3 separate regions of the Homo sapiens genome follow, and regions 1 and 2 are each linked to region 3. Evidence: chromatin loops called from intact Hi-C (ENCODE). Cell type or tissue: Caco-2. All regions are shown on one strand. Each heading gives the region's core, and the rest is flanking DNA. Links, peaks and the distances in the headings are about the cores only.

Region 1 (10,794 bases), core at 1,422-9,421, 270 kb before region 3:
CAGTCAACCAGTTGTGACAACACAAATGTCTCCAGACATTGCCAGGTGTCCCATGGAGGGATAAGTTGTCCCTCCTTTGGAACTGCTGGTCTAATACACTGCTTTCCTGGGCATGATTGATAGAGAATTTATTTATGGAGCTCTGTAGACAATTCCTATGTGCTTGCTGCTTTCTTGTAACTCATGTAAAATGGGATTCCTAGAACAGTTTTGCAAGGATATTGACTTCTGCTCAAACTAAGCTTCACCATTCTGTTGTGCTCAATACTTTGTTGTCTCCGTTTTATAAATTCATTATTAAACAACAAGGATTTCCCATAAGAACATTTTTACACACTGAATAAATCCCTAAGAAAATAGAAATCGTGTCATTTCTGAATCACAGTTTCTGTCTAATGGGCAACTTCTGTTTCCTCTAAGTCTTTAGACAGATTTATATATTTTTAACATATTAATTGAACATATTTTAACGTTATAAATAAAGCCAACCTTCAGTAGTCAACTTTGATCATATCCAGGTCAAAGATCATGTTTTTTCATGAGACCTTTAAGATGCTCCATGTCAAGACCTTACTAACTTATAGCTTCACCTCTTTCAACACCTCGTCTTACAAATCACATGCTAAAAATGTGGAGATAGAGTTCACATCATACCTTACTCTGTCTTATAACTTGGTGCCTTTGATTTTATCATGCCTTGTTTAGAAATACGTTCTTTATTATTTTTCCATCAATTAATTTTGGGGGGGAGTTTTCTTTGGTGATTTCCAATATGAAATTACATAGATCAATCCTTAGAAACTGATTTAGTGTTTTCAGGAAAAAATATTGACAGGGAATTTTATAGTTGTATTTAAAAAAACAATGACAAATAGACATACTACACCACTGGCATCATCTGACATCAGCAATAATTTCTACAAGATATTTAGATCTGGTAGCTGAGAGATAATTTCTAATTCTTCTGTTTACTTAACCTAAATCTGGAATGTAATGACAAAATGCACATAAGTAACAGCTGTGATCATTTAAACGATTTGCTGCTTTTGTTTTGTCTGAATCATGATGTTTTGTATACAAAATGATTACCTTGTGGGAGTTGCGTGATCAACCCACTAAAGTTGGTTTTTTGAAACAGGGTAGGTGGAGTATGGAGGTTTCTGAGCTGCTTCTAAGAGGTGAACAGGGTCTGTGACTATTTTTCCATCTGTTCTTTTGTGATTTACACAAATTCCATGCAGAAAGAGGAGCTGCTACATCTGACAGAACTCCCCAAACTGCACTATAAACAGCAGGGAAGGCCACCTGCTACTCTCCAACTTATGTTACATCAAAGCAGCCTGGATCGCTCACCCTGATTGGCTAACAGCAGGTCTCCCATGAAAAATGCCTGCTTGATTCTAGAAAAAATAATTAGCAGGCCCCAAATCATCGGAGTATTATCCAACAGGTTGTAAATTTTAAGGGTAAGGGCAAGACAAGTATCTAGTTTTTGTTCATTTATGTCTTGAAGCTCCGTGTTTTTCTCAACTACTTCTGGTAATTTGTTTTATTAGAAGCTGCATTCACTCTCCCTTTCACATCCAGGGTAGGCTGGAGTGCCAGACGGTACATTGAAAATAAGGGGTGAAAAAGGGATTTCAAGAAAATGACTGTTACAGGGATGCATTTCTCTTTTCTTTTTCTGTTTTCTTTTCCCTTGAGGGCACAGGCAAAATAATTGGGTTTTGTTTGTTTGTTTCCATTTTGTTTTACCATTCTTTTTTTTTTTAATACTTTAAGTTCTGGGATACATGTGCAGAATGTGCAGGTTTGTTACATAGGTATACACATGCCATAGTGGTTTGCTGCACCCATCAACCCATCATCTACATTAGGTATTTCTCCTAATGCTATCCCTCCCCTAGTCCCTCACCCCACAACAGGCCCAGTATGTGATGTTCCCCTTCCTGTTGTCCATGTGTTCTCATTGTTCAACTCCCACTTATAAGTGAGAACATGCAGTGTTTCGTTTTCTGTTTTTGTGTTAGTTTGCTGAGAATGATGGTTTCTAGCATCATCCATGTCCCCACAAAGGACATGAACTGATCCTTTTTTATGGCTGCGTAGTATTCCATGGTGTATAGGTGCCACATTTTCTTTATCCAGTCCATTCTTTTATTTTATTTAGAAACAGTGATCTCACTTGTGAAGAAGTATCATTGAAAAACTTGGAAGTTGGAGTTATATGTGACTTCTGGACCTGATAGTTTTCAAAGAAGGAAACCCAATGTCCCATAGCTACTGTCTGCACAATTCCACCTGTCAGGTCCCTATCCACTCAGCAGGTAGCTCAGTCACCAACTGCAGAAGTAACTTAAGAGTAGCTCAATAAGTCTGAGTTCTTTCACTTTCTGCTTTGACAAGTTGATCAATTACAGCAATAACTACAGACATTTGAGGTGACTTGTTTACTGCCATAATGTGGAACCAATCTGGAATAATTTTAAGACAATACAAGCTATGTTAATGCATGCATGACTCATGTCTTCCAAATTACAAGTTTGCAAAACTATTTTGAGACTAAGATGACATATGCCAAATGTAATTTAATATTTATACTCACCTTTATTGTTGTTGTTAGTCTGTTTTCAGAGTTTATAGACAAATTTCCTGCAATGAAGTTTAAGGAGTAGATTTATTTTTAAGTTCCGGGTTAGGTCCACTAAGTGATGAAGAGTAGAAGTCCTTCTGTATCTTGACTGCCTGACATATAGCTTGGGGAATATATAGGAAATATTTATCGAATGACTAAGTTGATGCATAAATGAACGTATCTAAATGGTAAGCTCTATACGGGCATGCTTTGGTATTATAATAGCCCTTCTCTGGTATTCAATTTAAATCTTTTTATAACTGCCTGTCTACTGAGGGTTGGAATTCTAACAGAGACATGTCAGGGTGCAGATGTTTCTGCCAAGTTCAAATCATCCAGACCCCTAGAAGGAAATACAGCTTTATCTATGTCAGAGAGGTTCCTGTGAATTCCTAAGCTGCTTTAAAACTGGCAGTACCTGCCTGGGGCTACATATCAGCCTGTAGACACTTTGGCAGAATTGTGCGGACAGTTGAAGAGGCAGGAATGTTGGAGGTACACTGGAAGCACAGTGTGGGAGAAACTTGCATAGCACCTGCCCTGCTGCCCAGCAAACCTGTGATCCTTGCAGAGATGTATTCATGAGCAGCTGAGAAGTCAAATGAGCCTGCATTTAAAGAAGAGAAAGCAGCAGCAATAGCAACAAAAAAGACTCAAACCCAATACAAGAAATTAAGAAAACTTTATTTTAAAAGAACAATTAAGCTTACTAAATGGACAGCTCATTATTGGACTTGGAAGCGGACCATCTGACAGCCTCTGGGACGGTTGTGCAATAGCCTGAGATACTCATAGCTAGTAATTGAAAAAGAGAAGGTCACAGGAGGGTTTTACAAGTCTTGAAAGAAGTCTTCACTTTGCATTTTTGGAGAGCTTACAAAGGCGGCCCCAGGGGAGGAAAGGTGGAGTGGCACATTCCTGGAAATGGTTTCACCTGCAGCCATGGCAAGGGTCAAAACTGAAAGAGATGGGCTAGTAAAGGAGTCTGGGCATTTGACACACATTAGGGCACTGGGTTTCAGAGAGGAAAAGAAATTGGCTGGGCGCGATGGCTCATGTCTGTAATTCCAGCACTTTGGGAGGCTGAGGTGGGTGGATCACGAGGTCAGGAGTTTGAGACCAGCCCGACCATCATGGTGAAACCCCGTCTCTACTAAAAATACAAAAATTAGCTGGGTGTGGCGATGCGTGCCTGTAATCACAACTACTCAGGAGGCTGAGGCAGGAGAATTGCTTGAAACCCAGGAGACAGATGTTGCAGTGAGCCGAGATTGTGCCACGGCACTGCAGCCTGGGCGACAAGAGGGAGACTCCATCTCAAAAAAAAAAAAAAAAAAAAAAAAAAAAAAAAAGAGTGCAGCTCTCTAATTGGGCTCTTTTACTTACTATTCGTATATTCGTATAATAAGAGCCACATTCCTAGACTGTATAATGAGATTAATCACAGTAAGTACCTTGTAAAGTTACGTGAGAACCAAATAAGTGGACATTTATTAAAAAAAAAAAAAAAGAAAAAAAAACAGAGAGATAAAGAAATAAAGCGTGCCAAGTTCACTGATTCTTGCCCTGTAAATAAAGTCAAAGCCCTGTATTATTTCTTGGTGTCAAAACTCCTTAAATATATTCATTTGTTCCTTATAATTCATTTTAAACAATACAAGAAATTAAGAAATCAATTGAGATTTTCCAAAATGTTTTATTTTTTTAAATTAAAAGATGTCTAGGCTGATCACATTCTCCTAGCCTGCTTAACAGATTCCGTCTTTCTGTACAAATCAGATACTTGAATTTTTAACCTCATACTAAGTTATGGATTTAAGCTCATGCGTTTCTCTTCAGCAAGAATGTGTCCAGTTCCTGAACTAATCTCATCTTTGGCAGTGGTCCCCTACACCCCATGGCGACGCTCTGGTATTTGGAATGTCTGTTTACATGATGGCCTCCTGCACCTGGGACAGCACAGGGGGAGCTTGCAAAGAAACAATGAGCAGGGGAAGAACAGGAACTGAACCAGGCCACAGAGTAATCATCCCCAGCAGCAGCAGTGCTTATCTGCAAACACTCCCAAGACCGCTGTCACCTGAAAATGCCCTCTGTCCTCTTTGAAGAAGGAAATGCTGTCACAACCTATTAGTCACAGAAATGTTCCCTGGGAATTAGTATGCTTAATAGATCTACTGATTAATTAATAGAAAAAAATGGAAATACCCTTTGATCCTCTGACATTACTTCCCAGGAAATTATCCTACTGATATGCTCATGCACGTGCTCAAAAATATATGTTGGGCTGTTAACTGCAGCATTATTTGTAGTAGCAAATGACTAGGAAAGCTGAAATGACCATCAGTAGGAGACTGGTTAATTAAATTATAACACGTCCATAGAGTGAAGAATGATGAGGTCATTAAGTAGACAGACAAGGGCTCCACAGCTGCTGGTAACAGATGATCTCTAACATTGTTAGTTTCAAAGGAAAAAGATGTGCAAATAAGGCACGAGTCAAGAGAGAGACAGAAAGGTAGGTAGGTACGTAGATAGATAGATAGATAGATAGATAGATAGATAGATAGATAGACAGATAGATATGTATATGGAAATTTTCTGGAAGGATCCAACATAAGTAAACTGTTTTGGCCTCTAAGAAAAGCATGAGGTGGGAATTACATTCTATACCATTTTGTAGTTTGCATTGTTTGTCATGTGCATATATTGACAGAGACAGTAAAAATTTAATACTAAGATTGGCCTCCTGATCAGGTAGAATAGCAGAGACTGCTTTTGCAGATCAGTAGCATGGGGCAATGGGTAGATGATGGTCATGAATGCCATAGTTCTGGTTTCTTCAATGTACTCTCCAGTGCATGATTCTTGGCAATTTACTAAGACTTTCCAGGCTTGTTTCCTCATCTACAACAAGCATAGGGTTAAAAAATACCTATTTCCTTTGGACCCTGAAGATAAATTAAATGGCTAATTATTGAAAGTGAATCTTCTCACACTATTTTACTCTCACCTAACTTTTTCCAGGGGAGTCTTCAAGACTTAATTAAATTCTTTAAGGTTGAGCTTCCTCATTTCTGAAACCAGGATTTTAATTGAATCCAGCTCACGGGGTTTTTGCGGTGACTATACAAAATAATGCACAGAGAGCAATCCATAGTTTTTGGCACAAATCAAATTGCTAAGTAAATATTAATGACCATTATCATTGTCAGAGGACCTACTATTATGGATCAGAAGTTAGGCAAACCATACATCTATAGGGATTGCTATAGAAGGTTTATCTCAGCTAATCAGATAGCTGGAGAACTACTTACAATAGAGTCTCTTTCTTCTACTTTGCCTCATCAAGAGATGCTTCCTGAAACCATAGTGTCTTATGACTCTTTGGCAAATTTATTTCCCCCTGCTTTTCTGGGTACCAAATCAGGTCAAGGAAATTTCCTCCTAACCGCCCCCCACCCCCATTAATTCATTTGCATTGTCCCAAAGAAGGGATGATAGATTTTCTACCTTGATGTGTCTTAGTTTGGATTGCTCCAATAGTAAACACCAAGTAATGAACTGGTGTGAGTCAGAGAAGGGAGAAGTGCCAATAAATTCTTCCTTTATGAATGAGTTATGAATGAGTTATCACTGTGGGCAGCTGGGGCTGAATCCCATTGGGCATGCTCTGAGAAATAATATAGGACATGCCTCAGAATAATTTTATCAGAGGCTGTGGAGGCTGGGTAATTTCTCTACCAAATTCTATCCTCCATTAGTGGAGTTGTCCTCCACTAATCCTACAAGTCACCTGCTTCAAGGGAAGTCTCAAAACAAGGGGAGGTTTCTCAAGAAGAAGGAGCTGATTCTACCAGCCCAGAGGATTGGAGGAAATTTAGGATTCAAGATTCTCAGCATCAACCACTCAAATACCCTATCCTGGGGCTCAGAGATTCACTCTTTTCATAATTCCTGACTTTGGCAAAGGAGATCTGTTCAGAATGGGCATTTGTTCTTTTGCAACTCTGCCACTCTTATAATTAGAACCTGGTCTTGATTTTTAGCATAATATGCTCAGTAATTGCAGGGAATAAAAAATGTTCTACAAAGCATGGGGGATAACGTGATTTGGCTGTTTCCCCACCCAAATCTCGCCTTGAATTGTAATAATCCCCACATGTCAAGGGCAGGGCCAGGTGGAGATAATTGAATCATGGGGGCAGTTTCCCCCATACTGTTCTCATGGTAGTGAATAAGTCTTACAAGATCTGATGGCTTTATAAATGGGAGTTCTCCTGCACAAGCTCTCTTGTCTGCCACTGTGTAAGTTGTGCCTTTGATTCTCCTTTGCCTGCTTCCATGATTGTGAGGCCTCCCCAGTCATGTGGAACTGTGATTCCATTAAACCTCTTTCTTTTATAAGTTACTTAGTCTCCGGTATGTCTTTATTAGCATCATGAGAACAGGCAATACAGGGGAATATTGGCTTTCAAAGCATATCATGACTTGACAACTGACCGTTCCGAACCTGATGCTTTTACCAAGACTTTCAGTGTAGTTAATAATGATTAACTTGCTCCACAATTCTTATAATTATTAATATCCCATATATTCCAAGTACTACTGCTGCTGCATAGTCCAATGTCTTACCTTCCTCCTGCAGTATACCCCAACTAACCATGAATAAATGCCTGGGAAATTGTGATGCTAATTGCATGCTAGGGGTCATAGAAATCCCATTTATGCCAGCAGTGAGATCATTATTGCCATGAGTAATCCCATCCCAACATCTGATCCTGAAGGTTTATTTCCAGGTTCACTTCCGCGTGTCAACTTCTGTAGTCTGTGTTCACAAAAAGTGAACCCTGAAGCAAGGGCTTCATTCTGGAATAAAAGCCAAGGGAATAGGGGGGATGGGAAAGACTGCAAAGGAGGTGTCAGTCCATTCAAGTTGCTGTAACAAAAGTAGCATAATTGGGTGGATTAAACAACAAACATTTATTTCCCACAGTTCTGGAAGCTGGGAAGTCCATGATCAAGACATTGGCAGATTCAGTGTCTAATGAGGACCCACTTCCTCGTTCACAGAGGGCCATCTTGTCACATGACAGAGAGGGCGTGAGAGCTCTCTCTGGCCTCTTTTATAATGGCATCAATCTTATTCACAAGGGCTTTACCCTCATGACCTAATCACTTCCCAAAGGTCCATGTCCAGTACTATTACATAGGGGGTTATATGCATTTTGGGGAGACATAAACTTTCAGTCCACAATAGTAAGTAAGGAAGAAAAGCCAATATCAGGTGGCTTCTCCTAAATGCAATTAATTGCTTGATTCTATGAAACCATCCTGTGAGAAATCACAAGAACTGCGTATCAGAGCAGTCAGCACCGGGGAAGATAGGAGGAAGAATGTATTCATTAGCTCCTAACATTCACTGGACAAAAATATACCCCATAGAAGTTTAACACCACCGTCCCCCACAACGCGCGCACACACACACACACCCACACACACACGCGCGCGCGATTACAAGTTGCATATGCATGGGCATTAAACTCGATCCCATGGGGGCTCATGCCTAAAGGTCCACAGAAAAATGACCAAATGTTCTGGTGTGCCTGCGACTGAGGGGTTACGTGTGTCTTTATTAGCATCATGAGATGCTGACATCATCAGTCTTAACCCTGGGTTAAGAGACTTCCCAATGCTAAAAGCAGGAAATTCCTGGGAAAGCTAAGACTAGTTGGTTACCTTTTCACAAGGACTCCTAGATGGGAGGCAAGAGGTAACTGTACTATTAGAGTGTGCTTTTGTGAAGGTGATCAGAGATCACACAGATATGGCAATCTCTCCAGCAGCTAGAACAATGGCTTGGAGTCTGAGAAAATACAAAGCAAGGCATAATCTGATATGGTATTTGAATTTTTTCCAGAAAATTGATTCAACCATTCAATAAAATAGTCTTATTTTAACACATCCATCTTGTTTTATTAAAATCTTGTTTTATTCCCCCTAGGAAAATCAGATTTTTAATCCACAGTGTCTTGATAATTCCTTTAGGCCTTTCTTTAATTGACATGAACTCTTTTTGATTTTTTTGCTTAATTTATGGTAAATTAAATTATGATAGAAACATTTAATGCTTATTTTCCATGGCATTTGGAAGATAATATTATATTCAGTTGTGTCATCCTGATTAAACATTTTTTAAAGCCAAAAAGAAAGAGAAAAAACCATTAAAAGACTTGGCAAATGCAACCAGAAAAAAACTTTAGAAGGTTGTGCATAGGCTACATTGCATAACAGAATGAACAGTGCACTGATCCCTTTCTGGAAGGACTATGGCTCAAATTACAGTATGTTTTATGTCCTTGTAAATGAAATCATTTGAGGGTCTCTTGTCACAGATCATATATGATTTGCAACACTTGGCACAACTTTTTCTCTGTTCTGGAAATACCTTACAAATGAGCTAGGATCTCAAGAGTGAGTTCTATCTTTCCAGGACAGGAAGTAAGCCTACCTAGAATTTATAGTTGTGAGGAAGCCCCAGGAAAGTGGCAATCAAGACTGGTTTCCCCTGGGGTACTAGAAGTGAAAAGCACTCATCTTAATTAGCATTATGACTTTTTTCTTTTTTGTTTGAAAATTGTATTTCTTTGAAAAACTGGGCAGATTGGGGTTAGGTATGTAATTAAGAAAAATGCAATATGGTAGAAATACACTATTATTTTACTTGTCTTCTTTCCAAACATGGTACATAAACTGCTCAAAGTCATATGCAACTTTATGTGTTTTTAAAGTGAGACTAAAAGTGATTTTTGAAATCCATATTGTTTTCTTGAACTCCAAAGTTTCTTTCTAATGTGAACAATAAAAATTTCAAAATATTGGGAGGCCAAGGCAGGTGGATCGTCTGAGATCAGGAGTTCGAGACCACTCTGGCCAACATGGTGAAACTTCGTTTCTACTAAAAATATAAAAATTAGCCGGACATGGTGGCACACGCCTGTAATCCCAGCTACTTGGAGGGTTAGGCGGGAGAATCGCTTGTACTCGGGAGGTGGAAGTTACAGTGAGCTAAGATTGTGCCACTGCACTCCAGCCTTGGCAACAGAGTGAGACTCTGTCTCAATAAAAACAAACAACAACAACAACAACAAAAATTCACAATAGCAGGTACTCCTTCAAGGCTAGAAGCAGCCTGGTATATAAAGAGCACAAGACTAAGTACAACATGTTGTGGGATGAAGTGTGTCCTCCAAAAAAACATGTTAAGGGGCTGTGGAGGGCCCGCCTGGGAGGGTTAGTGATGTCTTTGCAGGTGTAATCAGGCTAAAACGAAGTCACACTAAATTAAGGTGGGGCCTAAATCCAATGCCTGGTGTTCTTATGAAAAGGCCATGTGTAGACACAGGGACATGGAGGCACACTGCGGGAATGACAACAGAGGTAAAGTAGCGACGCAGCTGCAAGCCAAGAAACACCAAGGACAGCAGCAACCACCAGAAGCCAGGAGAGGCATGGAACAGATTCTCCCTGAGAGCCCCCATAAGGAACCAACCTGGCTGACTCCTTGATTTTGCGCTTGTAGTCTCTGTAACAGTGAGAGAATAAATTTCTGTTGTTTTAAGCCACTCGATTGTATTTTGTTATGGCAGCCCTAGGAAATTAAAACTAAGCGCTAAAGCCCTGGATGCTATTCCACTACAATACCTGCTACTAAACAGCAGCAGGACCCTGGGTAATATGTCACCTTCTGGAGTCTCACTGTACTTACCTGTACAGTGACTGAAGGGCTTTGAATGGATGTCCATAGCATCCCTTTTAGTTGTAAATTTCTTGGGGTCTATAATTTCAACACAAGAAAAATAAGAACAATCCCTGGTGACATAAATTCTATCAGGATAGAAAATTGGACTACTTCATTCATTATTTCCTTAGTGCCTAGAACATGTATTTATTTTATCTTTTTAAATTAATTAATTTTTGTTAAGACGGGGTCTCTGTCACCCAGGCTGGAGTGCAGTGTTGCAATCAGGGCTCGCTGCAGCCTCAGCTTCTCAGGCTCAAGTGATTCTCCTGCCTCAGCCTGGGACCACAGGTACACACTACTATGCCCAGCTAATTTTTAAATTTTATTTTTGTAGAGACAGAGTCTCTATGTTGCC
Region 2 (10,794 bases), core at 1,217-9,216, 160 kb before region 3:
ACCTCCAATGGTGGAGGTGGCCCTAGTTGGGAGGTGTTTGGGTCACAGGGCTGGATCCTTCATGAATGGCTTGGTGCTGTCCTTGCAGTAATGAATGATTTCTCACTCTGAGTGAATGTGAGATCTAGTTGTTGAAAAGAGCCCAGCACCTTCTCCCTGTCTCTCCCACTCTTGCCATGTGACATACTGGTTCCCCTTCATCTTCTACCATGACTGTAAGCTTCCTAAGGCCTCACCAGAAGCAGATGCTGACACTATGCTTTGTATAAAGCCTGCAGAACTGTAAGCCAAATAAACCTCTTTTTAAAAATAGATTACCAGCCTTTGGTATTCCTTTATAGCAATGCAAATGGACTCACACAGAAAGCAGTTTCTCTAAGGGAAGTCAGTTCTCATGGCATGGGGAAATTCAAGTATACCTATGAAGAAGTCCATGTGGTGAGTAATTAAGAATTTCTGCCAACAGCCAGCATCAACATGTCAGTCACTGGTGTGAGCCTTATTGGAATTAGACCCTCCATCCCCAGGCAAGCCTTCAAATGACAGCAGCTTCCCAGCCACCATCTTGATCATGGCGTCATAAAATACACTGAGTAAAAATAACCCAGCTAAGCCACTCCTAATTCTTAGCCCACAAAAACTGTGAGATGGTAAGTGCTTATTGTTGTCTTAAACTGTTACATTTACGGCATTTTATTATGCAATAATAGATAATGAACACAGTTCTCACAAACTAAATATATACAATTGAGAAAAGGACGGAAATCATTAAGCCAACCAAAAGCACCAAATTCTTGACATCATTCAAAACTAATTGGCTTGAAACTACATATGTGTTAAATTATGAAGAGAAGGAACAATATGTCAGATTATGTATAAAATGCTGGAAATATCAAATGCTGAATTGAAAACATGAGATATAATTTGGGTTTTATCTTTTTTTCTAGCATTTTGGAAATAGAAACTTTATTAGATATGGTAACTTTCTTGGAGGCAATAGAATGTGAATCTTACTAGTTTAAGCAAAAAATCATTTTACTGAGAAGTTCTTGGGGTACTTTATGGGATATAGGAATATTTGTACAATTATTTCCCTGAAGGACAAGAAGAAGAGCTGCCTCTGGGATATCATTGAGGAGTTCATAAGCGGTTCTTTCTGGGGAGTTGCCAAGAGCTGCACTTCTCAAACTTGATTATGCGCAGGATTCTCCTGAGGATGTTGGTAAAATGCTATTCAATTTAGTGGGTCTGGGGTGGGGCCTCTTATTCTGTAACTTTAGCAACTCCTAGGTAATACTGATGCCACTGTGTCATGGTCCTCTTACTGAAGAGCAATTTCCAACAAAGGGTTCATTGCTATATGCTATCATAGTAATCTCTACCTGACCTTCTCAGCTTCATTATGCCTGACATATGTATGTAATTTCCATCTTTCCTACTGGACTATAAGCTGCATAAGGAAAGGAACATGCCTGGCTTGCTCACTGTTGGCTCCTCAGCAGCTAGCATAGTGCAAGAACTATAGTTCAAAGAAATTGTAAATTTGCTTTCAAATATTGAACACGCCTCACCTGACTCACACCATTCTCTTATTTAAAGAATTGCTGTCAACCCTGGCTGTACGTTAGAATCAACTGAAGATCCTTTATAAAGTGCCCATGATGGGGCTCTACTTCAGACCACTGAAATTAGAACCTTAGGCAGAGGGGCCTAGGCATTGGTTTATAAGCTCCTTGGGCATTTCCAATTGTAGCGTAATAAAAATATGTATATTTGGTCTTTGTCCTTGGCTTCTGGCAAAGAGCTCCTAAAACCTTGGGATATTCTGATTGACAGGAGTGTTTATTTTTATTCATAACGAACACCTTTGACCATACCTGGGTTTATACTATTGAGATGACTCCTGGCAACCCCCTAGGCAGCTTTGGGATGGGGTCTGGTTGCCAGAGAAAGCAACAACCTGGTTAAAGGATTGGAACTTTCAGATCCACCCCTGAACTTGAGAGGATTCAATAGTTTGGATATTTGACCTACCGAACATCATGTTGAAATTTGATCTCCAGTGTTAGAGGTGGGACCTAATGGGAAGTACTGCGTCATGGAGGTGGGATCCCTCATGAAAGGCTTGGTGCCATTCTCACTGGAATGAATGAGTCTCACTCTATTCATTCCCATGAGAGCTAGTTGTTGAAAAGAGCCTGGCACCTCCCCCATCTCTCTCTTTCTTCCTCTCTCACCATGTGATCTCTGCACACACAGGCTCTCAATTGCTTTTTGCCACGAGTAGAAGAAGCCTGAGGTCCTCACAAGAAACAGATGCTGGTATCATGCTTCTTGTACAGCCTAAACACCCATGAGAAAAATAAACCTCTTTCCTTTATAAATTACCCAGCTCCAGGTATTCCTTTATAACAACATAAATGGACTGAGACAGAGGAGGAAAGAGGTTAGAGATTGAATTCAATCACCAATGGCCAATGATTTAATCAATCATGCCTACAAAATAAAATTTCGACAAGCACATTTAAACAAAGCGATATGGGAAGCTTCAAGGTTGGTGAACACATCAATGTGCTGAGAAGGTGATCTGCCAAGAGACGGGTATGGAGGCTCCTCACCTCTCCATCTCATACCTTGTTCTGTGTATTTCTTCCATTTGGCAGTTCCTGAGTTGTTTTCTTTATAATAAAAACGTACTTGTAAGCATCATGCTTTTCTACTTTCCTGAATTCTGTGAGTCATTCTAGTAAATTATCAAACCTAAGGAAGAGTTATGGGAACCCATCAATTTATAGTCAAGCAGACAGAAGTATGCATAGCTTGAGGACACTATTTGTGGCTGGCATCTGAAGTGAGGGCAATGTTGTGGGACTGAGCCCTTAACCTGTGGGATGCATTCTAATTCTGGGTAGTTAGTGTTAGAATTGAATTGTAAGACTTCCAGTTGGTATTGGAGAACTGTTGTTGGAAAACAGGATATAAATGTTCGACTGATAAAAGGGATGATTTTAGAGTATCATTTGGATTAAAACCCATTCCTCTTACCAGGTATTCCAGATGGCTAGAGCTGGCTTCAGAAGACATGGATATTATTTATTTATTTATGAGAAAGTACTCTAATAGAGACAAAGACTCCTTTTAGGCCAACTATCCTCTGATACATTTATCTTTTTCACTTTACTGAAACATCCCCTGTAAGGGACTACATATCTTTCAAGATTTCTTGTGAATAGCAAATGAAAATAGCAATGTAAATGTTGTTCTATTGCTCAATAACTGTTAAGTTTTATTTTCCCTTTCCTTCCAGAACTTTCTGATAATAAGCCAAATCAGCAAGGCTCATCAATAATGAATTGAGTTCATTGGGTTCCATCGTAATTACTTGCCTATTAGATCTTAGCTAAACCTATCATGCTTCTAAGATTCAGAAAACTATTTAAAAAGTTTGTCTTTGTAAACAGGCACACTTTGTTCTATGATATGTTCCAAATGTCTACAGGAGTACTTTGTACTTCATAAGTGCTCATTAAATATTTGTTTAAAAAACGAAGTGTTTGTGTTTTAGTGAGAAGAAAAAGTATTACTAGATCTGCTCTCACGTACTTTTTGATGTAACTGATGGGAACCAAAATAGTAAAGACTAATTAAAAAGGACAAGTAAAGTTACAGTAGTTCGTGGTCAGAAAAGTCTGCGTGGAAGATCTAATGTTCACATGAGACTTCTTAGGAAGAGAAAAGAAGGAAGGTCTTTCCAAACTGAGAGGAGAGCATATGTTGAGATAGGAAAAGGAAAGGTCATTTTGCTTTCACACTCAACACAATACTGAATACTTCACCTCAGGTCACCAAAATGTGTGAGGTTTCTCCCAATGATGCAGATTCTCCAGTAACACCAACTGGTAGTCCTCTAACAAAATTCAGTTCTGACACTATCTACCTAGAGATAGAATCAGATACCACAGGTTGAGGGCTCAGTCCCATAAGACTGCCCCCATTCAGATGCCAGTTGTAAGCACAGGTTGTGGCCTATGCTTCTGACTGACTGGCAATAAATAGGGGTTCCCATGACCCCCTTCTTGGGTTCAATTAATTGGCTAGAGTGGCTCACAGAACTCAGGGCAACATTTTACTTACATTTACTGGCTTACTAAAAGAATATTTCAAGGATACAGATGAGCAGCAATATGGAAGAGATGTATAGGGTGAGGTATGGGAGAATGAGGGCAAAGCTTCCATGCCTTCTCCAGGCAGATCACTCTCCAGAAACCTCCACATGGTCAGTAATCTAGTGGTTCTCTGAACCCAGACTTTTTGGAGTTTTATGAAAGCTTTATTACATAAATGATTTATTACACCATTGGCCATTGGTTGAACAAGTGAACCTTCAGCTCTACCCTACCAGGAGGTCAGGAGTGGAACTAAAATTTTAAACCCTCTAATCATATGGTTGATTCTCCTGACCCAGCCCCCATCCTGAGGCAATCCAGGAGCCCATCAAGAGTTGCTTCACTGGGACAAAAGATGCTCCTATCACTCTGGAAATTCCAAGGGATTTACGGGCTTTGTGTCAGGAACAGGGTCAAAGACCAAATGCACCTTTATGTACAATGGTATTAGGAGCTCTATCTCAGAAACTAAAACAGAGACCAAAACAGAGACCAAGACAAAAGGTTCTCTAGTACCCTATTGCTCAGGAAATTACCAGAGTTTTAGGAACTCTGTGCCAGGAAATTGGGACAAAGACTAATGTGTATATTTCTTGTTATTTCATAGTGTACCTGAAGGCACAGGATATGAATGCATGAACTACATTTAGGACATTATGAATAGCTCAGCCTGTCTCAAGTGGAAAAATTGCATGGGTGAAAAGCTTAGACTGAATTAATGAGTTAGGACCAGATGGTAGAGAGTGCTGAGTTCATTCTATATTTGATGGGATTGGGCAGGATAGTGGAATTGCAAGATGCACCCAGTATTCAAGGAAGCATCCATGAGGAATCCAGACTATTTAGGAGAAATTTTCATCTAGGAAGAAAATGAAAAGTAGGACTCTGGGATGATAGAAAGAGTTTCAGAGACTTTTTGTTAAAATGATAGAGCAACTGTTACCTGGTGAATCTCAGCTTTTACTGTCATGAAATTAAGGTCAGCTGAATCTGACTTCTTTTGTAAAAGGGATAGGGATCTGTTTTGTAGCTCCCTTGACTGTGAATCACAATTCTGAGTTTTGTGTATAACTTTGGGAACAGGTTTCATATTTTATAATGATATCCTGTATTTTCATGGTGAAAGAACTTCTTTTAGCATTTGTACTTGTGTTCCAATTTGGGCCAAAATCAAAGAAGCCAAAATGAAGAAAAGAACTCAGGAATTATACCCTTAATTATGCCTTCATACAGAATGGACAGGTCCCTAATTTATAATTAATTGCTCAAATTAAAGTGTTTATTTTAGCTACATTAAGTCCTGAAATCAAGAGAAAAAAATAAGGATTATGCCAAATTGTCTCACAAGATTATTTTAAAACCAAGGTCTTGTACTATAAATCAGGAGTGTTCTACAGGCCAACGTCTTTCTTTCATAATATTCTGGGAAACTTCATTTGCAATTGAAGACTGCCAAAATGATAGGTACCAGATTTGATATTGTGAAAATCACCCTCTGCTTATATAAGGTTAAATTATTAGGTCAAAAACTGTAATCTAAATGTTCTGAAACTCTATGTAAAAGGAGAAAAACATAGAAAAGCAGACTTTTCCTCTAGGCAATGTGATAGTGATTTTAATTAAGAGCTAGGAGTCTATAAGGGAAATCTAGGTTTATATGTATTAGGTTGAAATGAAATAGAACCTGAATTGAAATTGAACTGGATGCAAGAATTTGTTGAGTCATCCTTCCTTTATGCTCACTGATGTTTATTGACACATTGTTCCATATACCAAGATAGAAGATGAAATTCTAAAACATGCAAGATGGAAATTGAAAACAAAATCACAAAATTATGTTGTTTAAATCAATATGTATATGAAAGTACAGATCAACTCTGAATACCTAATATTCCATGTCTGATGGATATATTTTATGAAGAAATGTATTGACAGTACTAGTACTAGTGAAGTGGCATGGAAAAGAGGCTGTAACTGCCCCCATTTCAACACTAATAAGATAGAACTGTGATTTTTTTTTTAACCTTTTGGAGACCTTATTCACTTTAAAGTGAAATATTACAACTGAGCAATTAGATACTTGTAGACCTAAACGATCAGTCATAGTATCTTTTTGAGGTAAAATATTACCAATAATACTTGTGAAATTATAATGAATAATGATATTTAGGACGCACCTACTATGTGGCAGTCCTAAATCACTATACTAAGAGATACAAATGCATTAACGTTAGTGTTTATACATGGGGAAACTGAGACTCAGGAAAATTAAGTTATTGCCCAAGGCCACACAGCTAGCAAAATATCACAGATCTTCCTGGCTCTAAAACTCATATTCAATTTAGTTCTTCACCTATAACGTCAGTAACTTCTACTGTATTGTGCAATTCATGAGAGATAGGGACCATGTCTGTCTGGATTTTGACAAAAATACTGTGCCTCAACCTCATTCAAGTCTAATTATATCAGAATTCTGGGGTTGAGAACCCAGGTATTTTATTATTTTGTTAAAGCTCCTAAGATAGTAGTTACATGCAACCTAATTTCCCTGTTTTCCACTATCTTTGTGGAATACCTCATTGTACTACTAAAGCATCAGGTATCATTAACCCTATTTTTCAGATTTAAAAAATCAAGATTAAATCATTTATCTAAAGTCACATAGCAAATAAGTGAAGGAGCCAGGATTTAAGCTCAGTTTGTCCAGTTCCAAGGCCAATATTTATTTTACAGCCAGTAAGTTATCTCCCTTCAAAGGAAATTAGTACATGTTTCTGAATATTAATAACCCCTTAAATTCTTCAAATGACAAACATAAATATTATGAGTTTTTCTAACTTTCAAAGTCTTAGCAGAAAAAGATCTACGTGCCAAGCATCATTGCAATTAACCTGTTTATCAACTTGAGTTATTGCATATTGCATTATTTTATGCCTGAACATACTACTTCCAAAATCTATTCTACAATTATTCCAGCTCTACTAGGGAAACTTACAGGACCAAAATAAAATGTCCCTCTACAAAAATCAGAGAATTGTATGCTAGTTTTATTTTAATAGGCTATTGATTGTTTACCAGTAAAAAGTTATCTCATTTATTTTATCTTGTAAGGTACACATTCCAGGCATTTAATTTTTTATGGCTTGGAAGCTAGGGAAGTATTGGAAAGCTAACTTTGTGTCTGGGTCAAATAAAGCCTCTTTTCAATCAGGCAATATAAATTTCAGTTGTCCTGTTAGGAGCATTAGGGGGAAGGATATGAATCAAGGTTATGAAGTTAAGTATTGCTTGCCATCATGTATTGCTTGCCATCATACTAAAAAATGCAAGATGAATCTCTTTGCCAAATGACGAAAGTCTGTGTTCCAAGAGAATGCAATGCTACACCTTTTCCCACATGGTTCCTCCAATCTGTGGTCAGGAACAACTCAGATCCTTACCAGAAACTCACTGGTGCCTTCACCAATGGTAGTTGGTGAGCACCTGCTGGTAGGGAAATGTAGATTAAATGAAGACAGTGTAGCCAGGAAAAAATCGCCAGTGAGTTGAAAGAATGGGGTTTGATTTTTCCCATATTTCCTGGCATTTCCAAGCTCCCTAGCCTTGCAAATCAGGATGTTTGCAGTCTCTTGCCATATCATCATTAAGAATAACAACACAAAACTCTAGGAGTGCAGATTTCCATTTACTGTCTGGAGGAAGGTATAATATAAGAGTGATATGTAATATTAGAGCAATCCATGATTGGGAGGGGGTGCACTGATTTAATCATTTGCATGAATAACAGCATAGATAGCAATTACTTTGTGTTTGGTACTGTCCTTAGTCTTTAGATATATTAATTCTGGAGGGTCACTAAGATGTGAGCTTCCCAATGAGAAAGACTTCATCTTCTTGTTCTCCTTGTATCCACATGGTACACATTCAATGGATATTGGAAAATTACATCATATTGAATATATACAACACCATATCATCTAGGCACTGTCATGCTAATCATTTCATCCAATTGTTATGATTCTGTACTCAATGGGCACTTGGTTGGTAAAAGCAAGGTTAGGATTTTGAACTCAGAACTCAGACTTCCTGATCCTGTACTCTTAACAATTAAAACAGTCTAATTCCTAACTGACCAGTCTAATTCTGTTGGAAAAATATATGGTGCTCATGAGAGTACCGTATATTTTGTGTTCACGGGAATCATTTTACCGAAGTGTTATGATTCTGTACCCAATAGGCACTTGGTTGGTAAGGGTAAGGTTAGGATTTTGAACTCAGAGCTCAGACTGCCTGATCCTATGCTCTTAATAATTAAGGCATACTTCTTAACTGACCAGTCTAATTCTGTTGGCAAAATATACAGTGCTCACAGGAATGACCTTCTTTCTATTCAGAAAGATCAATTCTTTGTAGAAGTAGCCGTTTTCCCATCATGAAACATCAACATCCTTTGAAATGTCTCCGGATAATTAAACTCATGTTGTCTGTGTCTGGGAATCAAGTGAACAGTGGACTGATTAAGAAACTCTTCAATTTGTAGTTCTCCATAGGCAACCTGCAGTGGAGAGAATCAAGATTTGAAGGACTTCCCATCTGCACAGACAGTTAATAAAGCTAGGGTGATCCCAGCCTCTTCAATGGCAACATGGCAACTGCTGAGCCCCTTTTCTATTACAGAAATACACTCTCTTCTCCTATTTACCTCTCTGATCCCAAAGGCAAAGATATGAAGTAACCAAATAAAAGACCAAATTCTAACACCTGGCTCCAAGGATTGGAAAATGTCATACAATACTTTGACCAACGCATTTTGCCAGACATGCGTACATTTGGGAATTAATTACCTGCTGGTTGCCAGGTATAGCCCTAGGCATTGAAAGTCGAAAGATTAATAAACATGACCCAAGCTTTAGAAAAGTTCACCATTTAAGGAGTATAGAGACCCATAAACATATCATTAAAGTAGAAATGCCAGGATGGATTATGTCCAAAGCACAAAGGGAGCACAAAGGAAAGAGGGATAAATAGAGAAATCTAGAAGGCACACTAAAATAAAAACCTTGAATGAGGCTACCAGTTCTTTTATTAACTGTCAAAATAGTATTACAATGACAGACATTGATTATTTGCCTGCTAATAAGGGGACTAGTGGGAAAGGCAAATGTGTGTTTTAGGAAAACTCCTTTTCCAGGTTCAGTAGCTAGGAAAAATGCTACTCTGCTTGACAACACATACATATGTGCAGCATATTAATTTCTGATAACTTAACATTTGAAAAAAGTAATGCTGGGCATGGATAAGATTTAATCCCTTTATGGCAAATTTAAATAATATGTCAAGCATGATTTAGAAAGTTAAAATTATGGTCTTTCCTATGTAGCTAAAATATACTGGCAGACTCCTTAAAACTATAAAGTTTAGCATGACCATAATTGTCTCAAATTTGCTTACACATACTAATCTGACAATACTTTCCAAACTATTAAGACAGTTGGTTTGGATATAGCAGTCATGGAAGTTAGATTTCACCACTCAGATCTTTTGCACTTGGAAAACTGAGGAAATCAACAACAATATGAAGTGGGATATAAAAGAATTCATGTGGCTGACACAGAGCCGTGTCTGAATCTCAAGAGAGGCTTTTTTTGTGGGGGAAGGTGGCAGTTGGAAGGGGAAGAAAGAAGCCTGTAGAAGACTGTGGCATCGAAATGGAAACTGGAAAGTCTCAAGGGACAAAAGGAATACATTAGGCCTTTAGTTAAATTGTTTGCAATTGTTTGGACAAAAGCAATAGATCAAAAACTAATGGTCTCAAAGGTGCTTCAAGTTGTATCTTTACAATGCTTTAACAAAAGACAATTGGGTGGGAAATTTTGTCAAACTAGTTATTTGAGTATGTGGAAAAGAAATCTCCAGAGTTCGCAGTTGTGATAGCATTGTGAAGACACAACAGAATCTCTCCCTGGCAAACAAAGCCACTTACCAGCCTTTTCTGTGCTCTGCCCAGGAAGCTCTAGGGAAAACCACATTGATCTTTCTGCCAATCCAGCTTCTTATTCCTTCTTTCCCAGAAAGTTTTATTTTTTCTCTCTTTGTCATTCTGAATAAATTTTTTTTAAAAAAGAAAATTTGTGAAATTAGTAGCCAAATCAAATGAATTCAGAGCATGTTTAACACAGGCAAAATGAGTTTTTATTAGAAAGCATTTTCTTGATTTGTTGCAGGGGATGATGAGACAGAAAAGAAAAACATTTATAGAGGGGCTTGAAATTTCTTATTTCTGTCCAAGCCTAGCTATTTCCTTCTAACTAAAAATGTATGGAAAGTTGTGTTTTAAAAATTAGTAAGTTGAGCCATCAATCTCCCTTTAAATATTAATTCTAAAATTACCTTAAAAGACATTTAAAGACTTGAACACAGGGGCAGACAAAACAGTCGGGTACAATTGGGTCTTTTTGGCCTGAATTCTGGCCCTGCAATGTTAGATCATTTCTTTGCTTCCCTGTGCAGAAGGTTCTAATCTATAATTGACTCTTGAACAACTTGGGGGTTAGGGGCGCCAACCCTCCTCCACATAGTTGAAAATCTACCTGTATCTTTTGACTCCCTCAAAACTTTATTAATAGCT
Region 3 (10,794 bases), core at 1,020-9,019:
ACACATCACTACACACACATACACACACACATACACACACACTCCAAATAAATAGCCTTCAACTGTATGCCTCCACGTTATTTTCTGAGCACACGAAATGAAACCTTATTCTCACACATCTGGACATACTCAGGGCTTGTCATGTTGAAATTAAGAACGCAAGATGGCAATGACCCTGCTGTCATTGGGTTATGACATTTGTATCAGTGTCCTCTCTTTAAAATAGGGGCGTTTAGACAGTTCCTGGAGGGGTTCTGGAGATCTAAGGCACATGGATGTGACTCCATCTACATGAGAAGGAAATGTTGCATCGTTTGGTAGTGGTTTCCATGCCAAAAGTTTGCAGACACTGAAGATATTGACACCAAAGTTTCAGAGAATAGGAACTGGTAGAGTGGCAGGGAGTGGGGATATGGGCAGAATCTCCAGATTTTGGATGCTTGAATCCAATGAAGCTTGAAGTTCCAAGTTATATTTGCCAGGAATTTAAAAGCTGCATCTTCTCCATTTGATGGACTCTGATGGCCCACAAGAGAGGCGTGCCAAAAAGGAGGAGCAAAGAAATTTCCTTTCCTTGTAAGAGTATAATATCTCCCAAATGTCTTGCAGAACCCAGTAATTAGGAGTTGCCAAAACATTTTAACATCACATTTGGCACATTATGGCACAACCTCACTGACTTCATGTTCATCTGCAGAAAATGAAGGATGGAAGCAAAAATGGAGATGGAACGAATGAGAAAAAATAGCATAAGAACACCAGGTCATCAAGGCGAAAGCAGTGATATTATCTGGGAAACTGGAAGAAATCCAATTGTGGATAAAGATAAATTACAGATGAAACCAGTGCTAAAAAAAAAAAAGAAGAAGAAAGAAATGGAATAGAAACTAGAAGGTATGTGACTTTCAAAGGAGAAAAGGCAGATTCCTCACTCATCTTACCTTTTAAGAATGAGATATTGCACCATCTGCTCCCCAAACCGTTATTTCATTTCACTCTGGATTTCTCCTTGGTCTCCTCCCTGTGTTCTCTGAATTTTCAGATTGGCTCTCTTCCTGTGAGTCACATCCTTTCTTTAAATGTTTCCATATTTCCCCTGTCTCTGCAGCTTATGTATGACTCTTTGTTAAGCATTTCAAAATATTACATGTTACTGCGTTGTAATACTTTGCTTGTATCTAGCACCTCTTATTTTTAGAACTTAGTGTTTAAACAAATACTAGCTACTGTGTTAAAAATGCCTATACATTTTATAGGTGTAAAGTTACATCATAATTTTTTAAATGATAGAATGGCTAGCTCACACTCTCATACTACAATGCTTACTCTAACTTTGTGTTTGTGTGGGGCATTTCAAGATATACTCCAAATTATAATAACTTCTATGATTGCGTCATTGACTTTTTCTATAACATTCTACATGGTATATTAACACACATGCCTTAGAATTATTCATTGGTAATTATCTGCTTCACATTGACTAAGCCAGAAACTTACCACTTCTGTCTCCCTTACTTCTAGCAGGTGACCAAAACCTTTCAATTTACCTTATCAGCAGCTTTCCAGGTTTTGCAAACTCTGACCTGTGGGTCAGTTCCAGCCACCCACCTTGTTTTGTAAATAAAGTTTTATTGGAACACACTCATTTGTTTACATATTGTCTATGACAGAGTTAAGTAACAAAATTACAAATTTACCCTCCGGTTTAAAAACCCTCAATCCTCCTTATTTCCCTCAATATAAAGCTCACCCTTCTAAATTCAACCTGCAGAGCCTATTTCTACCTCTGACTCTTCTTTTATCCCCTTTCTCCACGTGGACATTTCATGCAAAGTGTGAATGACATTAAATCAGTTTCTGCAGTATTCCATGCCATACCAGAAAAAGCTCCTGGCTCCAAAAGAATATGTTAGGTGCCTCTTCTATGCCCTTATATAGAACGTTATGTTTCCGCTAATCTAGTCCTTGCTAGAATTGCACTGTAATTTGACTTATTTGTCTGAATACTCTGCAATAATCTGCTGCAGAGCTAGCACCCTTGCTGCCACATTTAACGGGATCAAATACAGCACCTGACACATAGTAGGGTTTCAGAAATATTTAATAACATAAGTAATAAAATGCAGATACCATTCATATACTAAAGAAAAAAAAGAAAAAATCTATAATATCAAGATGAAGTTTAATCTGGAAAAGTGCAAAGAAAACAACTGTTAAGGAGAAGTACACAAGGCCCAGGAGTGGTAGAATGAACATGAATTTTTGTTGGGACATTAAGGAAATCTGAGAAAGTGATGCTATAGCTATGAGAGATAATGATGTAATAACTAGACATTTATAGATTATGATATACAAGGAAGAGGAAACAATTCCATAGCTGTATTTCACACTGCTTTGTCCATCATTATAAGCATGTGGATGTCTCCACATCCACATTTTCTTGTTATTAATGATTCTAACTTACCCATTCAATTATTTAGATATCCATTTTGATTAATTCTTCTTCTTCTATAATTGCATAGTTTGAATCTCACTGTTTTGAAATATGTTAAAAGTAGTAGCATGAAAGTGGTAAACTTCTAGAAGGTAGAAGAAGAGACATTAGGGTTGCTGCTGAATCAGAAGAAGGTTGCAGGTATAGGCATAGGAAATACATGTTTTATTTTCCATAAACACGTTTTACAGATGGTGACCCGTTGTCAGCATATCCTATATCTTAACTAGTTTATCCGTAGTTGGTAATGAATTGTCTCAGATACAGCTGTATGCCTTTTCCATATGTATGAGTATCATCCTGTAAGACATATGAAGTTTTCTTTCTTTTTTTTTTTTCCTTGAGACAGCATCTCGCTCTGTCGCCCAGGCTGCAGTACAGTGGTGCGATCTCGGCTCACTGAAACCTCTGCCTCCCGGGTTCAAGCGATTCTCCTGCCTCAGCCTCTGGAGTAGCTGGGATTACAGGTGCGCACCACCACGTCCACTAATTTTTGTATTTTTAGTAGAGACAGGGTTTCACCATATTGTTCAGGCTGGTCTCGAACTCCTGACCTCAGGTGATCCACCCACCTCAGGCTCCCAAAGTGCTGGGTTTACAGGTATGACCCACCATGCCTGGCCTGAAGTTTTCTATGTTACCTAAATGGAAGGAAGATAGCTTGCCTATCACATTAACTCCATTTGCCTCATTAGACCAATCCCTAACCACTGTAACCATTTACATTTACCTGGAGTAAAATGAATGGGGGGGGGTTCACAGGCAAGAAAAGCAGCTAGGAAATTAATGTTTTAATTCAGCTTAGAGTATCTGGCCCTCCCAAAACAACTTGGAAATTGGGACTGAATATAGTCTTCTTCAAAAATATTGTAAAATTAATTATATTGAAATATACTTTTATATGTTCTGTACAAATTTCACCCACACAATTATTTAAATGGTCTTGTTAGCATTAATCCTGTTGGAATCTTTGCTTGTATAACTGCAAAATGAAAGTACACTCCAACTAATAGATGTGCTTTAGAACATTTCTAGGAAGGAAAATATGAATAGAATATCAGAAAATAAATAATAAAACTTTCACAAATGAAAGAATTTTAGAGGGTTTGGAAAGCTAGGTGTAACCAAAATATAAAAAGGAACCTTATGTAAATGAGTCCTAGTGAATAAAGAGTGTACTCTGACCATAGTCCCAAAGGTGGTCTGGCTTCTTGCTTGTCTCAAAGTAGCCTCTTCCTACATAAAAGACTTTGCCAATAGAATTTATGAATCCCTTAGAAATAACATTTGCCTTTTAATCTTAAAATATCCATGGAAAGAATTGTCAGCATTCTTTTCTAACTATAACTTTATAGCATTGGTTTCTAAAGGCAAATACATGTGGATTATCTGATTCACATAAACAACTTGACTTACCCCAAGAAAGGAAAGCCCTCCTACTGTTCTTAATGGTTATGTGAAGGGGACAAACCATGTTTGAACTGTTTGAATACATATCCCCTTACTTCTGCCTGGTGGGATTCATAGTCACCCACTAGGCAAGGTTAACTAATGACTGAAATGAAATCCAGTCATTTAAAGAAATCTCAAAGGCTTCCTGGAGTTAGGCTGGAAAGATGTCACTAAGAGAAGGGCTGTACTTTATGCTTTTGCAATGTTTACAGAACCTGTAACACAATGGAGCATGATTAATGAGACTCTTCAAACTCCAGCACAAGCATAGGACTTTGTACTTGTCATGTCTAAAGATCAGCCTTTATCACCCCATAACATAAGAAATGTAAACCAGAACCTAATCATTTCCTAAAGGAGTTACCTTGGCTTTTATTCTCAAGTAAACTTAGGGGTTAAAGAGGAGACGTTCTCATTTTTTAATAAGAATGGCACCTTTGCTTTGGGAAATGCTTTTCCCTTAAATGTTTTTACATTTATCATTTTATGCTATACTTACAAAATGATGTAAAGCATGTTTGCCAGAAATTATTATCACCTGTGACAGATGAGACATCTGGGGCATAAGAAGATTAAGTGACTTTCCTAAATACCCAGCTAGTTTGAAACATATTTGATACCAAAACTCAGCCTGATTCTATTCCAAATAGACTGCAACATGCTATTATGCTTAAACACACCCTATAAAAATTAGGAAAAGAACCTGGGCAATTAGCAAATTTTCTTAGTATTTTCGAATCTACTTTCTATTCTTTTCCTAAAGTCTAAGTAATGTAAAGAATTTTTAAAAGATAATTTATAGCCACAATAAAATATCTTCCATTGTGTTAATTCAAGAAGTTGATCTCAAAACCTTCAGAATTGTGTTTTTCTGTCCATTCAAAGCTCACACCTCATTAAATGTGCTCACCCTCATCTCTCTTCCATTCGGGATACCGTCGTAAATGGGTGATGGATGGCTCACAGGTTTAGTAGATCCAGTAACAATTTTAACCTCCTTCATTCTATCAACAGTTTCCTGAGGCCTGACAAACAAGATCTTCCTGCCTGTAAAAAGGCCATTTAAGAGCATACAAACTCAATCTTACCACATCTTGTGAGCAAACTTCCATTTGAGAAAAATAAACTCAGAGTACCAACTAGTGTCCGTTTTCAACTGAGAGCAACTATGTCAGTTGTCCTGAAGCTTCTCGTGTCAGAATCACACATCGGTGCTTTGGATCCCTTTATATTGTTGAAAGGGATGTGGATTATTCTTCCTGGATGTTTTCATCAGCTGCATCTAGAAAAGCATGATAACCGTCTACCCAGATGTAATAGACCCTATTCAGTTTTCTTCTTTCTTCCTTTTCTATTTTGGTTACTTTTTTTCAGGTAATCTTCCCAGTAAAATGACATGTTTGTCTATTCCAGATATTACAGTGGAAACCAGGGAGAAACACTTTTGGTGGTTGTGCTTATTTATTTTCTCGTTGCTCACAGCTCTGGAGCTGTCATCATTTGAGAGAAGAAAGAGCCTTTATCTGAGTTCCTTGATGGACAAGATGTTGTCTTTACTTGTTTTCCCCCCTTTGGCAACTGATACTGTGTCTGACTTTCTTCTTAACCCATCTGTCTTATGCTTTCTTGTTTTGCCAGAAAAAAGAAAAATTTGACATCCTCACAAAATGGTATTTATATTGCCCTAACTGGACAGAGTAAAAAACACATGACTGATGAATATCTGAAGGAATTAAACTGTTATTGAATATGTTAAAATACTTCTTAACTATATTGTGAAAGATAGATTTTTTATTAATAAACAATCATGTTAACTTGGGCCATAGTAAACAAACATACCACAGGTTGTAAAAATAGAAGAATCTTCTGGCAGAAGAGCCTAGTGAGCAGAGAACTTAATACAAATACAGAAAATTTGTTTACTCTTGGTGATTCATAAACTTTTAAAAAATGTTAACTTTTTTTAAAAAGAAAATAGAGTGAAAGAGATATGTCACTTTGTATTTTGCTTATTTTATATCTAAATGTTACAGATCAAAAAGTGTATTTAATTAGATTGGAAATTACCTGCTGTTTTGAAAAGTTAGGGAACTACAGGAAAAATTCTTTAGACTTGTATATTTGTTTACTATTTCTGATACATTTCATATTCTTTATTTATCCTCTTAAGATAATTCAAGTCCTATTTATTGATGATGTATGAGGATCTAACAAGAATTTGACCAAGATATAGGTAGTGACCTCTTCCTTCCTAGCTTTTTAAAAAACACTTTTATTTAGATATAGTTTGCATAGCATATAATTTGTTCTTTTTGTGTGTATAGCTCTCCATACATCTTTTTAGTATTTTTTTTTTTTTTGATGGAGTCTCACTCTGTCACCTAGGCTGGAGTGCAGTGGCACAATCTCGGCTCACTGTAGCTTCCACCTCGCGGGTTCAAGTGATTCTCCTGCCGAGTAGCTGGGATTACAGATGCGTGCCACCATGCCCGGCTAATTTTTGTATTTTTAGTAGGATGGGGTTTCACCATGTAGGCCAGGCTGGTCTCGAACTCCTGACCTCAGGTGATCCACCTACCTAGGCCTCCCAAAGTGCTGGGATTACAGAAGTGAGCCATCGTGCCCAGCCTCTTCTTAGTAAGTTTACTACGTTATGCATCCATCATCATGAATCAATTTTAGAACCTTTTCATCACAGTCTTATGATCCCACATGAGTATTTACTGTTAATCCTTATTCTCTCTTCTCTCCCCCAAATCCCACTCCTCAGGCAATCAATAATCTGCCTCCTGTCTCCATAGCTTTGAGTTTTCTGTAGATTTATATAAATTAAATCATACAGTATGTGGTCTTTTGTGTACATCTTCTTTCATCCAACATAATGTTTTTGAGGTCCTTCCATGTTACAGCATGTATCCAGAGTTTGTTTGTTTTTTTTTGCCAAATAGTATTCCATCAAAGGATATGTCACATTTTGTTTATCTATCCACCAGTTGAAGGACATTTAGGTAGTTTCCAATTTTTGACTATTATGAATAATGCTACTAAGAACATTCATGTGAAACTATTTGTGTGAACATATTTTCATTTCTCTTGAGTAGACACCTAAGAGTGGAATTGCTGGGTTATACGGTAAATTTATGTTTTAACTTTTAAAGAAACCATCATGTCAAACTTTTTTCCAAAATAGCTGCACTATTTGACATTCCCATCAGGAGCGATTGAGGGGCCCAATTTCTCTATTTTCTTGCCAAGTCTTGGTTATTGTTTTTCTTATTATATCCTTTCTAATGGGTAGGAGTGGTATCTCATTGTGGTTTTGGTTTGCATTTCTTTAATGATGCTGAGGCCCCTTTAGCTATTATAGGCTTACTTTTATAATTTTTAAAGCCTCATGCTTAAGACAGACCTATGAAGAAGACATTGTCACTTTATGGGATCTGGCTTTTAGTTCAGAGATATTTAAAAAGTTTTGAAAGTACTTTTGGTTTTATCCATAATGACAAGAACAAATTTTCTTGCTGATGAGAGAATAAGATGCACAGTAGGTCACTGGGCTCAACTCTGGACAGGTTTCTCAAGACCTAGCATTCACTACTAGCTACCTCACTGTGACCTTGGATAAGGAGTTGACACTTAACTCATAATAGCATGTCATGGAGGGTGTGGGTGGCAGGCCTTCAGATAAAATAATTCATTTAGGAATGCTCTAAGGGATAAAGGCTCTACAAATAGAGGCATTTTAATGCCTACTGCTTGACTTTCTATCAACCTTGATCTACAATCCATGTTCTTTTATCTGCTGAACTTAAAAATAATCTAACACTGTATTATTTATAAGGCATTAAAGGAAAAGGAAGAAGGAATTCCAGTATATAAACATGAAAATTCAGCAGAATCACTAGAGGGAAAAATAAATAAATAATTCAAAAACGGAACAATGCTGACCTTTCTGTGGTTTGATATTGTGCTTGGGATTGACTAGACAGAGACATCTCTTCAAAATACCAAGGAAAATGAGAAGGACTTTCAAAATCAAGCTCTTTATCATAGAAAAGAGCCCCTAGGCCTTTGTCAACCTACAAAACAGGCAGTTGGTCCAGACTAGCTCTTCCGTGTTTAGGAAGAATTTAACTCCTTTCCCTATATGATTAATAAAAAGCAAAAATCTAATACTAATAAACTCACTTGTATTCACGGTAAGTGATTGCCCAGCCTATTTATAAAATATTGTACTAAGGGAAACTTTCAAAGGTAAGACAGAGGACAGAGAAACAGGCACTATTTGTGAGGAACTGTTTCTTTAACTTTCTTATCAAGTTTTAGTGTTAATTTTATTTTTCAAAGATGTTTTATGTAGAGAAAAAGGAAACATAAAATCCAAGTGTTCCAACCGTGTAAGTAAATGAGATGACTAAATCCAGAAAACTGAAGCACTAAAATAATTCAAGAACAAAATTAAAAAGCAAAATAAAAGACTCACTTGAAAAACTTTACAGTTACCTCTCTTAGCTAAGAAAAAGAAGGGTGAAAGAAAATTGGCTAAGCAATTATATGAATTTTAAAATAATACATGTAGTGAAAAGGCAAGCTCAGAATTCCCTGGTTTGAGGAAGTTTATTTCTAGGGTAGGTCAAGTTTATTTCTAGGGTAGCAAATGGTGACACCTGAAAGCACTGCAGAGTTAACTGTGCAGGAATTAAGCAGCTCTACACCTTTGAAGCTCTCAGAGGTTATATGGAACAAGGGTACCAGCAAAGCAGGAAGTACCAATGCAATTAAAACTCCATGAAGTGGCTGAAGGTTAGATGGACTAAAATATATCTCACACTAAATTGTGTTCACATTAATTATATAAATTATGTTTATATAATTTATATTATTTAATTATATAAATTATATACATATATACATTATATATATTTATATATTATATAAACACATTAATTATATAAATAATGACAGCTTATTTTTATTTTGAGTTTTGAAACACCTCACTTTACTTGATCTTTTCATACCTACCCTGAAAGATGATCTTTATTATACTTTTTTTATTTGATAGAAGGGATGCTGAGGCTCAGAGCAGTTACGTGATTTCCCTGGTAAGATGGAGACATGAAGTAAGATCTTCCAAGACCAAGCTCAGACCTTCTTCTAACTGCATAAAGTTTGAGTGCAAATATTCATTTTTTTCTTTGAATAAGCACTCTTGAAAATTGCCCCTGTCCTTCCAAAGAAGGCAATTTTATTTTTCTAGCACGTTGATAGATAGTGAGAGAAAATACATATGAATTTTAATTCAGAATCTCATTTACATGTTTGATTAAGTGTGTTTTCCCAAATTAAAACATCACTTCCCTCTTTATCAGAACTATAGTTAGATATAGGTAGACTTGGTAACATTTTGTACAATGGTAGCATCTAGGTTTGAGTAAGTCCCTAGGTAGATCTTTTATCTCTTTGTATGCCCTTCTTAAAAAGGTGTTACCTTCACTTATTCCTCCCAGTGCAGTTGGAGAATGTTTGTATCAAGTTTTTGCCAGCTTCCCTGTGGAACAGACAGCAACTGCTTAACAAATGGCAGGTTTATGTAAGAGGAAATCTCCATGGTTTAACGTGCTTTTGTTTCCTGCCAGTATGTACCTTCTGTTTTTGTTCACGCATAATCATCTTGTAACCTGCACAGAAAGGCAAAGAAACCACGGCTTGAGGAAATGGATATTCAAGCAATTACTTCCATGCTGATTTTCCAATTCTTGGCCCAAAGGACTTTCCTCGAGACTGGGGACTCCAGTAGCTGGGGCTGCTGTATGCAGAAGGCTGGATATAAAATAATGCTACGAAGTCCCTGGTAAAATCAGTACATTGTGAAAAGAGCCTCATCATCATTTGAATGAGGTCTTTTCTCTAGAGAGAACCTGTTTCAGGGCACAAAAGTACTTTGTATATATCTAAATTGTTATATTTCCCTAAAGAGAGGATAATTATTTTTCTATGGGTCTCCTCTAGACTTTGAGGTTTGACAGATAGGGACTGAATCTATTCATCAAGGGCCTGCTACATGTTTTGTGTTTTCTACAGATGTGTGTTGGATAAATGGATGAGCCATTTACTGTAGAGTAGTGTTTCAAAATCAGAAGGTATGCATTTCAATGTCACAGGTTCACATGAATCAAGTCACACTCACTAAAGGATGTCATAGATTGAGTACTTTATATTCATGAGAGAAAAGAAAACCCACTTCTCCATAGTGTGGTAGGCATGGGTTTCCTTACACTGGTCCACACCTTGGAGAAAAAGATGCTCTCTACCTGACAGGGGAGCTTATTTGTGAATTCAGCAACCATGTTTTGAGCTTCAATCAGGTGAAAGTTCCATACTGGACACTAAGAGAATAGAAAAGTGAAACCAACTTAACTCTTGGAGTCAATAAGATCTAGACATGAGATTAAACATGTAGATTGCTAATATTACTTTAAGGGAGAATGAAATGAGTACCATAATGGTGGAAAAATGTAAGAGAGAAGTGTAGGACATAATGGATATTATCTTTTCATAGAGAAGTTGGAATTTTGAACCATCCGGAAATGTGGCAATGGGACTGGAAGAAAGGGAGAATTAAAAAAAAAAAAAAAAAAAAAAAAAAAAAAAAAAAACTTTACCAAGATTTGGAGAATGACAGGGTTTGGGAATTGTAAAACACAGACTAACTGAAAATTGCTTCAAAATACATAGCCAGAGGAGATTTTTGAGCACTTTCCTTTTTCCTTTTTCTTTTTCTTTCTTTTCTTTTTCTTTCTTTTTTTTTTTTGAGACAGAGTCTCACCCTGTTGCCCAGGAGGGAGTGC

What was found. Hi-C counts contacts between places; a loop is a spot of excess contacts. Peaks named below come from ENCODE experiments on the same cell type or tissue, not always from the same donor. Only the 100,000 strongest peaks of a DNase experiment are listed, where the experiment ranks them.
Region 1: it touches region 3 in a loop (5-fold over the local background); 4 of 110 quality-filtered maps call a loop at or near these places.
Region 2: a loop joins it to region 3, with 4 times the contacts of the local background. A loop is called at or near these places in 4 of 110 quality-filtered maps.

What each region holds. Positions count from the first base shown.
Region 1 is chr14:85,245,969-85,256,762 of GRCh38, forward strand. No RefSeq gene overlaps it. Among named protein-coding and RNA genes, the nearest start is that of SNORD3P3, 21 kb to the right of the region's middle. In Caco-2, for the core only: no CTCF peak of the experiment used is centred there; DNase peaks (open chromatin) are centred at 3,073, 3,533 and 4,633.
Region 2 is chr14:85,353,820-85,364,613 of GRCh38, forward strand. No RefSeq gene overlaps it. Among named protein-coding and RNA genes, the nearest start is that of LINC02329, 28 kb to the right of the region's middle. In Caco-2, for the core only: no CTCF peak of the experiment used is centred there; a DNase peak (open chromatin) is centred at 4,512.
Region 3 is chr14:85,515,884-85,526,677 of GRCh38, forward strand. It overlaps FLRT2-AS1 (FLRT2 antisense RNA 1), which reads right to left. Exons shown (of 2, transcript NR_184170.1): 2 at 9,163-9,624. Among named protein-coding and RNA genes, the nearest start is that of FLRT2, 8.9 kb to the right of the region's middle. In Caco-2, for the core only: no CTCF peak of the experiment used is centred there; no DNase peak of the experiment used is centred there.